Regions from separate parts of the Mus musculus genome. Here region 2 is linked to region 1. Evidence: chromatin loops called from intact Hi-C (ENCODE). Cell type or tissue: heart. All regions are shown on one strand. Links, peaks and the distances in the headings refer to the core of each region. The heading gives the core; the rest is flanking DNA. Region 1 has its middle 23 kb from the start of Gm46120. Region 2 overlaps Gm31872 (a long non-coding RNA gene).

Region 1 (5,379 bases), core at 77-5,076:
AAGATTCTTACGTTTGCCTTTCACCATCTGGTAATCTCTGGAGTTAGTTGTTATAGTTGTCTCTGGTTAGAGCTTGTTCCTCTCATGATTCTGTTAGGCTCTATCAGCCGACATGGGAGACTAGCTCTCTCCTGAGTTTCAGTGGTTAGAGCACTCTCTGCAGGCTAGCTCTCCTCTTGCAGGGAAGGTGCACAGATATCTGGAGTTCGGACCTGCTTCCTGGCAGAAGATGAAGGCCCAAAACAGGGCCTGTGTCCAGAAGCTGTTAGCTTCTGTGGTCCACACTCTCACCTGTGCAGACTAGTCTCAGCAGGATCCGGGAACCAAGGTGGCTCCCCCAGGTGCTACGGCAAAGCCCTCCTAGGTGGGGCAGGCGCCCCTCCTCTGGCAGGGAAGGTGCCCGGATGTCAAGAGCCCAAAATGGGTTCTGCCTCAGTAGCTCTGTGGCTTCTGCCTGTTCCAGAAGCTGTTAGCTTCTGTGACAACTTCCTGTTTTGAACATCACATCAAACCCGGGAGGGAAATTCGATCATTCTCACTGTGCAAAAGAGAAACTGAGGCCCAGAGAAGCTGACTAGCTGGCCTTGTTCACAATGATGAGAGCCAGGATTTCAACCCAGGTGTGTTGGATCACCAAACCTGAGTTCTCCAGATCCCAGGATGAATTATTCATGATCATGTAGGGAACAAATTAGTGTTCATTAGGAAACTACACAAGTTGATAACATAGCAGCCAGCCATGTCAGACTAAATTTAAATCATTTCATTAGAGTGTTCTTTTCTGAAAATACACAGAAAGAACCAATATATCTCAACTCTAAATTCTCCACAATGTCATCATGAGCCAAAGGGAATAGAAGACCAGCATGAAGAGCTACTGATCAGCCAAGTTTGTAGCTAGAACCTTTCTTAAGTGTCACTCAGAGGATAGAACAAAACCTCTACTCCATTGGCCTGAGTGTCCTCCCAAAGGACTCTGAATTTGCCAGGTCCCATTTGAAAATTTTAATCAGTGCTTTGAATAAAATGTGTATGACTTATTTGTAAAACTGCAGATGATAAAAGAGTAATTATTATATGGGTGGCAAATTTGGATGGTTTTTCTTTTTTCAGCTGCAATGACCATTCACTAAGTGTTGCTCCATTCAAGTATCAAAAACTACTCAGAAAAATATTTAAAGCACCTTACTAAAAGATTAACTGTATGGAGCTGGAAGGATGGTTCAGCAATTAAGAGTGGTCTTTGGTCTCCCGTGCCCATGTCAGGTGCATTACAGCTGCCTGTATCTCCAGATCCAGAGCAGATGCCCTCTTCTGGCTTTTTCTAGCACCTTCAGGAAGTGTACAACCCCACCCCATGCCCCAAACTACAACACATGCAAACAAATATTTTAAAATACTTTTGTTTTTAAAAAATACTAAATGGGTTAAGTCCTACTCATCAATTTTATCAATGACTTTGATAAAATATTCATGACATAAAATATATCAAATTAAAGATGACACAAATGATGATTATTAGATGACAAATTATTCTGTTAGATATGAGGCAGTGTGTCACTAAGGACAATAAGGGAAAAATATAAAATCTCTCATAAGTCCACGGTACTATTTAAGAAGAGATTGGAGAAATAGTCTAATCATTGTCCTGTGGTAGACAGCAGGGAATAGCAGCTGGCTACACAACTGAGCTGACTACCATGTGTAAGCTAAATCCCAGACTGGGTGAATTACATCTTCAGCATTACACACACTCATTTATCTCTGGGATGTTTTTTGAGAGGGTTGTTTGGTTTTTTTATTGCTCTACATCAAATTCTCCAAATGTAGTAGCCTTTAAATCTCCCATGCATTGTTCTCACTTGTACTCCCATGAGCTGATTTGGTGGCTCTCCAGTCTGTCTTGCTCTTAGATTCTCTTACTGTTGGAGATGGCAGGGGAGTCAGAGGAATTCTGGGGGCCGCTGGACCTGAGCATCCAAAATGGCTTCCCCACTCACATATTTGATGCCTTTGTGGCTCTCTGTATGAATCTCTTATCTTGAGATATCTTGAGGTCTTTTCTTCCCCACAGCATGGCCTACCCTATTACTTGGCAGCTAGCTTTCTTTTTTTTTTTTTTTTTTTTTTTCTTTCTTTCGAGACAGGGTTTCTCTGTATAGCCCTGGCTGTCCTGGAACTCACTCTGTAGACCAGACATGCTGACACAGAAGGGGAAAACTCAAGATACCTCAACCCTTGACAAACAACTACAGACAACTAAGGACTGCTGAGAGTGGGGGAACTAGCCTGCTCCAGGATTGAGACATCATCCCCCCAATTGGTTATCTAACACCAAATGATAAGCCCTGGGACAACAGGTTGAGCAGGTTGGTGGCAAAAGTGTTATTTCTACCAATGGCCAGCAGAGGGAGCAAAAGGAAAGGAAGATGCTTATCTTCATAGTAAGGAGGGGCTTTCTCAGGCTTCCCCCGCAGACCTCTCTTGCTTAGCTATGGATAGCAAAACTGTGGCTAAGAAGGGAAAGGGGGTTCCCCGAGGCTACCAGAGAATATGTAGTAACCGCTCACAGTTCCCAAGCCTTCTAAGCATTTGGACCGGAGTTTAATCCCTAGAACCCACTCTGTCGCAGCCAAACCAGGGTGTGACAGTATGCACTTTTAACCTTAGTGCTGGGGAGGCAGAGACTGGCAGATCCCTAAACCAGCCTAGCCTAGTGAGGGGATTACAAACCAATAAAAGACCCTATTTCCATAAGCAAAATAGATAGCTCCTGAGGAGTGATATGCATAGCTGACCTCTGGCCTGCACACTCAAGTGTGCACACACAAAGATGAGTGCACACATACACACACACACATACACACACACACGCGCGCACACACACATGCACACATACACACATGTACACACACATGCACACTTGTGCCTAAGTAAATAAATAAATATTCTAATAACATAAAAGCCCCAAGCTGTTTTTTTCTGATGGTTTGACTCAGGACACACAGAGAGTCTTGGGGAGCTATTGTCAATCTGTAGTAAACCTTCCAGCTTTCCTCCATGACTACAGAGTCTCTGCTCATTCCATGCCTGCTGTCATTTGGGTTACTGTGATCTTCTGGCTAAACTATGAATTATACATTCCACTGACATACTTTTTCTTTACAGAGGAGGAAAGATAAGATCTCACGCGTTTATATCTAACATTCATTTTTATTTAATAGCTGTGTTCATTAAATAGCCATTGAGAAGAGAATTATTGTAAGCAACAGCCAAGTTTGCAGTCAGGACCTAGAATTTTTACACCAAGCATCCCAATACATATGATGAATAAAAACCATTTTGTTCCAGTCAGTGGGGGGAAAAGAAACTGTCAGTATGTCAGACTAAGAGAGGTAAAAAACATTAAAAGAAAATTGAGATCTTGGTTCCGGGACGCAGCAGAACTTAGGAAATTAGTCTGAACAGGTTAGAGGGTGCGCCAGAGAACCGGACAGCTTCTGGGACAGGCAGAAGCACAGAGCCGCTGAGGCAGCACCCTTGGCAGGCCGCAGACAGCCGGCCACCATCCGGACCAGAGGACAGGTGTCCGCCTGGCTTGGGAGGCGGCCTCAGCCTCAGCAGCAGCGGTCGCCATCTGGGTTCTGGGACTCAGCAGAACTTAGGAAATTAGTCTGAACAGGTGAGAGGGTGCGCCAGAGAACCGGACAGCTTCTGGGACAGGCAGAAGCACAGAGCCGCTGAGGCAGCACCCTTGGCAGGCCGCAGACAGCCAGCCACCATCCGGACCAGAGGACAGGTGTCCACCTGGCTCGGGAGGTGGCCTCAGCCTCAGGAGCAGCGGTCGCCATCTTGGTTCCGGGACTCCCTGGAACTTAGGAATTTAGTCTGCACAGGTGAGAGTCTGCACCACAGAAGCTGACAGCTTCTGGGAACTGCCAAAGCAACACAGCTTCTGAGAAAGGCCCTGTTTTGGGCCCTCTTCTTCGACCAGGAGGAGGTCCAAAAACAAGATATCTGCGCACCTTCCCTGTAAGAGAGCTTGCCAGCAGAGAGTGCTCTGAGCACTGAAACTCAGAGGAGAGAATCTGTCTCCCAGGTCTGCTGATAGACGGTAACAGAATCACCAGAAGAACAATCTCTAAACAGAGTCAACTATAACTACTAACTCCAGAGATTACCAGATGGCGAAAGGTAAATGTAGGAATCCTACTAACAGGAACCAAGACCACTCACCATCATCAGAACCCAGCACTCCCACTTCGCCCAGTCCAGGGCACCCCAACACACCCGAAAACCTAGACCTAGATTTAAAAGCATATCTCATGATGATGGTAGAGGACATAAAGAAGGACTTTAATAAATCACTTAAGGAAATACAGGAGAACACTGCTAAAGAGTTACAAGTCCTTAAAGAAAAACAGGAAAACACAATCAAACAGGTAGAAGTCCTTACAGAAAAAGAGGAAAAAACCTACAAACAGGTGATGGAAATGAACAAAACCATACTAGACCTAAAAAGGGAAGTAGACACAATAAAGAAAACTCAAAGTGAGGCAACACTGGAGATAGAAACCCTAGGAAAGAAATCTGGAACCATAGATTTGAGCATCAGCAACAGAATACAAGAGATGGAAGAGAGAATCTCAGGTGCAGAAGATTCCATAGAGAACATCGGCACAACAATCAAAGAAAATGGAAAATGCAAAAAGATCCTAACTCAAAATATCCAGGAAATTCAGGACACAATGAGAAGACCAAACCTACGGATAATAGGAGTGGATGAGAATGAAGATTTTCAACTCAAAGGACCAGCAAACATCTTCAACAAAATTATAGAAGAAAACTTCCCAAATATAAAGAAAGAGATACCTATGAACATACAAGAAGCCTACAGAACTCCAAATAGACTGGACCAGAAAAGAAATTCCTCCCGACACATAATAATCAGAACAACAAATGCACTAAATAAAGATAGAATACTAAAAGCAGTAAGGGAAAAAGGTCAAGTAACATACAAAGGCAAGCCTATCAGAATTACACCAGATTTTTCACCAGAGACTATGAAAGCCAGAAGAGCCTGGACAGATGTTATACAGACACTAAGAGAACACAAATTCCAGCCCAGGCTACTATACCCAGCCAAACTCTCAATTACCATAGATGGAGAAACCAAAGTATTCCACGACAAAACCAAATTCACACATTATCTCTCCACGAATCCAGCCCTTCAAAGGATAATAACAGAAAAAAACCAATACAAGAATGGGAACAACGCCCTAGAAAAAACAAGAAGGTAATTCCTCAACAAACCTAAAAGAAGACAGCCACAAGAACAGAATGCCAACTTTAACAACAAAAATAACAGGAAGCAACAAT
Region 2 (5,379 bases), core at 180-5,179, 420 kb after region 1:
AAGTCAATCCCTTGTTTAAAGGACATTTGGGTCTCAGTTTCTGATCTGCAGAATTGGAGAATAGTGCTGCCTACCACAGATTGCCTCCAGAGTTAAATAAATCAATAAGTGTAAAAGAGCAGGACAGTGGTGGCACACGCCTTTAATCCCAGCACTCAAGAATCAGAGGCAGGTGGATCTCTGAGTTTGAGGCCAGCCTGGTCTACAGAGTTCTAGGACAGCCAAGGATGCACAGAAAAACCCTGTTTGAAAAACCAAAAGTTAAATAAGTAAAAATAAGTAATTTAGGGGGCTAGTGAGATGGCTCAGCGGTTAAGAGCACCGACTGCTCTTCCAAAGGTCCTGAGTTCAAATCCCAGCAACCACATGGTGGCTCATAACCATCCATAACGAAATCTGAAGCCCTCTTCTGGAGTGTCTGAAGACAGCTACAGTGTACTTACATATAATCAATCAATCAATAAGTAAATAATTTAAAAACAAGTGTAAAGCACCAAGGCAAATACATAGCATATAGTAAGCATTATAGAATTCTAGATGATTCTATCATAATTACATGTGATATTTGTTCACTACCTCTCCCCTGGTGTTATACAGCTACACTGCACTCAATAAGTTCCAATTTACCCAACCGCTCTCAACCTCCTCAAACCTTCTAAGCTCCAATCCTAATAGGTCATCAAGTCTGTTTTTGTCAGACCTGAGAACTGGTCCAAGGGTCTAGTGTGTAGAGTTATAACATTGAGCTACACATTCCTTTTCTTCCCTGGAAATGCAACTCAGTGGAGATTTGTCTGGGGTACATGAGATCCTAAGTTCAATTTAGCACCAGTGGTGGTGGAGGAGTTAGTAAAATAGAAGGAAACAAGGGCAAAATCAGAGTAACAGGAGCTGACATTTGTAAGGAAATGGAAGTTGAAATAACTTAAGTAATCCACCCTAAGTCAGAAACCTGAGTGGCAGAGCCAACCGCCAAGGTTCAATTTGTCTGGAGAACAGGCTGGCTTTAATCAGCGCAATGTGCCGCCGTTCAACAACAGTTAGTTTCCCAAACACACACCACTTCCCACTTCAACACCTTTGCACATGTTCTACCCTCCAGAAGGAGTGTCTCTCCCACATGTTCTACAGAATGAGGCTCAGTGATTCATTTCTCAATACACTTTTTTGGTTAGAATTTTACTTTTCATGTAAAAGAAGAATTAGGGGGAATGCATTAAATACACTTTTAGAGACTAATGAAATATGCTATTTACAACTACAGGCATTTAAAAGTACCAGTGTCTGAGCTGGGGATATAGATCAACCGCAGAGGTGACAGTACTTGCCTAGCACACATAAGAATTCCCAACACTGGGGTGGGGGTGGGGACTGGGTATCCATTTCCTTTAAAATGCACGGAGACAGAATGGAGATATGGTGTACTGGCTGGGTTTTGAGTCAGCTTGACACAAGCTAAGGTCCTTTTGGAAGAAGGAACAAGCTTATGGTATATTTTCTTGATGGAGGATTGATATGGGAGGGCCCAGCTGAGTTGGTCACACCACCCCAGGCTTGGAGTCCCTGGATTTTTTTCAGAGGGCTAGCTGAGTAAGCCATGGGAAAAGCAATCCAGTAAGCAGAGCTCTTCCTCTGCATCAGCTCCTGCGTCCAGGTTCTTCCCCTGAGTTCATCCAGTAATGAACTGTGGTGTGAACGTATAAGTGAAATAGACCTTTTCCTCCCGAGCTGCCTATGGGCATGGTGTATTATCACAGCAATAGAAACCCTATGCCTAAGGCTTCTTCCCTCTTCTCAAATCCTTATTAACTTCTCTACTAGAAAGAATTACCATCTATATACCTCTAATATAGACTTACAAAATTGTAATGTTTATTTAAATACTTAGCCCTGGTTACTATAGGAACCTAGTGGATTTGATCCCCAAACTGAAAAAAAAATCAAATATTCTCATACTCTCTCCTCTCCCCACCCCCCCACCCCGCCCGAGCCACACCCCTCAGTCCTACTTCTTAGCTTTGAAGGACCACAAACATGGCTCTAAACAAAATGCTTATTTATGTAGTGTTTGTGTGTGTGTGTGTGTGTGTGTGTGTGTGTGTGTGTGTGTGTGTGTGAGTGAACTCAGGGGCTGTCACATCTAGCCAAGCATTTGTAATACTGAATTATAACCACGTTCTCCCTAATTCTCAAAGACAAGTGTGACTCACATATTATAGGAGTTTTAGAAAGAGCCACACAGTACAGTATATCCATGTCCAACACAAACTTACTAAAGTTCAATACGAATATAGGCTAAATTTGAGTACTCTATTCAAAAACTAGAAACAATATCTTCCTGTCTAAACTTCTAGTAGCTTACTGAAAAATTTAAAGCCTCCACAGGCACACCTCATCCATCTGTGGGCCTCTCTTTCCTCTCCATTCAGTTAAACTGGTCTGTCTAGTCTTGAAAACGTCTTGCACTTTTCTGCCAACTTGTTTTCTGTCTTTGTTTCCTTTCCCCTTTTCACAGCTTTAACCCAGCCTCTCAAGGTCAGGGCACAGGCTGACGGCTCAGAAACCATGTTAGACACAGGCGCCTTTCCTTTGATTTGAAGTGATTTTTTAAAAAAATTTTCCTTATTCATTCATATCCAACAGTTAGGAGCTTTCAAGGCACAGCCATGGCTCTGTGTAGCTGTAGATGCTTCTGCTTTGCTTGTCAGGAACTGAGGAAAGACTGCCCTCTTTGGACTGGGCTTGACGTCTGTCACTCTGGAACTCAGTTTTCCCGTCAGTAAATTGCCTGTGTGACCTTTGTTTCAGAAACTAGACCAACTTCCAATAGTCCTTGAAGATTTTGCTTACACTTCTCTGGCTCCAGTAATCTCGATCACATTTTATCCCAAAACACCTTTTATTTTTAGCCTTCTGTTACAATTAAGCATGCGTTACTTCCTGGAAACTCTCGTGTTCTTACCGTGGCAGCTGACATCAACAGGACCAAGACCCTGAAGGCAAAGGCAGAGGACCAGAAAACCTACAGAATGGCAATGATCATGGTTGTGAAACTCTACAAACGTTTATTCTGTTACTAGGACAGATACCCACAGATTATCAAATAATAGCCCTGATATGTTAATATACACTTTAATATACACAATCTTGTTTATTCACTGCAACAATGCTGTGAGATAGATGTAATCCATTTTATAGACAGGAAGATGTACCAGGTGTGATAGTTCATTTTCAGAGTTGACTTAACTTGATTTGAAGTCATCTAGGAGACAAGTCTTGGTGTGTCTGCGATGATGTTTCCAGAGAGGGTTAACTGAGGAAGGAAGTGTGGGCTGGGGCCCCATGGCCTGGGGTCCAGACTGAATAAAAGGGGGGCGAGGAGGAAGCGGCAGCACTACCTCTCTCTGCTTCCTGACTAAGGGCATCACGTGACCAGCCACCTGTTCCTGCTGCCCTGCCTTCCTCCCCATGATAGGCTGTACCTCTCATACCATGAACCGAAATAAATCTTTCTTTCCCTAAGTCGCTTCTTGCCAGGTATCTGGTCACAGCAATGAGAAAAGAGAGTAAGGAGTACAGTAAGCTTCTAACTTAAGGGGTGTGTGTGTGTGTGTGTGTGTGTGTGTGTGTGTGTAACCTGCAAACTAAAACACAACAACATCCAGCTAGGCTGATGTAGCCCCAAGCCTACACATCTTAATGAAGTTCTGTACAATTAGAGTAGCCATTTTAAAGCTGTTGACCTTTGCTTTGGCTTATATACTATCAATTATATTTTATCCACTTGCTGGGCAGTGGTGGCACCCACCTTTAATCCCAGCATTCAGGAGGCAGAGGCAAGTGGATCTCTGTGAGTTCCAGGCCAACCTGGTCTACAGAACAAGTTCAGGGACAACCAGAACTATACAAAGAAACCATGTTTCCAAAAAAAAAAAAAAAAAAAAAAATCGACTTTTAAACATTGTATGCACTTATCTACAAAAAGAAAGGAAAGAAAATCTATGACAGAGTTAAAACTAGAAAAACAATTACTTTGTAACTAAGTGTCCTTTACCTAGACTCTGTCCTTCCTCATCACCCAACATTATCCTTTCTAATCCAACCTTAACTCTGAATTAACCTTCTCTCTGAATCTTGTAGTCTACTCTCTAGAATTCTTTGTTAAATAAAGATGTGTTGCCATGGTCCAAAGCCTACTCCTTACTTTTTGTTTGAGTTTTAAGGGCTGGAGAGTTACATGCAGACCTTCGTGCTTGATAAGCACATGTTTTATGATACCGCCGAGCCACACCCGCAGTCCTACTTCTTAGCTTTGAAGGACCACAAACATGGCTTTAAACAAAATGCTTATTTATGGGTGTGTGTGTGTGTGTGTGTGTGTGTGTGTGTGTTAAGATACGACACAGTCAATGAGTGGAGATCAGGGGACAACTCTTAAATTCTTCCTTTCCACTGTGTGGCCCTGAAGATTGACTTTAGGTCATCTGGCTCGGTGGAAAATGCCTTTCCTCACTAATGCATCCTGCCAGCTCCGTTTCTCAGTGCTGTCCGAATTTACCAACTCACAAGGACTAATGGATGAGAGCTAAATTCCTACAAAATGTGTCTTTAAATATTACAGGCATGGTTACGTTGTGTACCTGTAATCCCTGAGGAGCAAACAGAGTGAGGAAGGGTCAGGACCAGTTCTGGGTCAGCCAGAGCTACATATTGCGACTTTGTCTCAAAAACAAAAGCAAACAAACTATTGAAACGATCTTCAGGTAGACTTTGATGTTATCAAGCTGATGAGCCCATCTTTATTATCAATACTTGAGAAGCTGAAGCATGACCACAAGTGGCTTCGTGATTAAGTCACTCCTGCCAAAGAAATACGCTAAGTGATTTTACCAGTCAACTATCCAGCTAGCCAACTTACCATGCCACAGTAAGGATCAGGCAGGTAGCTACCAGGTCACTCACCTGTTCAGGAGCCTCTATGGAGATGGCCACCAAAAGCACAGTGTGACAAACACATTTGCATCAGAACAATCCCCAGGACCTTGTTCATCACCATGTCCCTTTCAGTAACTATGTCTTCTTTGCCCTTGCCATAAAGCCTTTGGTTCTGTTTCTAAGCTTTGCTTTATTTCATTTTTTATTTTATTTATTTATTTATTTATTTATTTATTTATTTATAATATCCGTGTGAATGTCATACCACAGTTCAACATCAAGTGTCTTCCTCAATCACTTAACACTTTATTTTTAAGATTTAAACAATCGTAAACGTGTGTGTGCATGCTCCCAGGGGCTGGAGTTACAGGTGGAGCAACCAGGACCACTTGATACAGGCTCTAGAAGCCAAACTTAGATCTTCTGGAAAACCAGGGAACACCC

What was found. A loop is a pair of places that touch in the nucleus more often than their neighbours do. Peaks named below come from ENCODE experiments on the same cell type or tissue, not always from the same donor. Only the 100,000 strongest peaks of a DNase experiment are listed, where the experiment ranks them.
Region 2: a loop joins it to region 1, with 6 times the contacts of the local background. A loop is called at or near these places in 3 of 42 quality-filtered maps.

Annotation. Positions count from the first base shown.
Region 1 is chr9:71,089,313-71,094,691 of GRCm38, reverse strand. No RefSeq gene overlaps it. Among named protein-coding and RNA genes, the nearest start is that of Gm46120, 23 kb to the right of the region's middle. In heart, for the core only: a CTCF peak has its summit at 2,400 (motif pointing right); no DNase peak of the experiment used is centred there.
Region 2 is chr9:70,669,501-70,674,879 of GRCm38, reverse strand. It overlaps Gm31872 (a long non-coding RNA gene), which reads right to left. Exons shown (of 3, transcript XR_379591.4): 3 at 4,775-5,379. Among named protein-coding and RNA genes, the nearest start is that of Adam10, 6.8 kb to the left of the region's middle. In heart, for the core only: a CTCF peak has its summit at 2,730; no DNase peak of the experiment used is centred there; H3K27ac peaks cover 886 bases.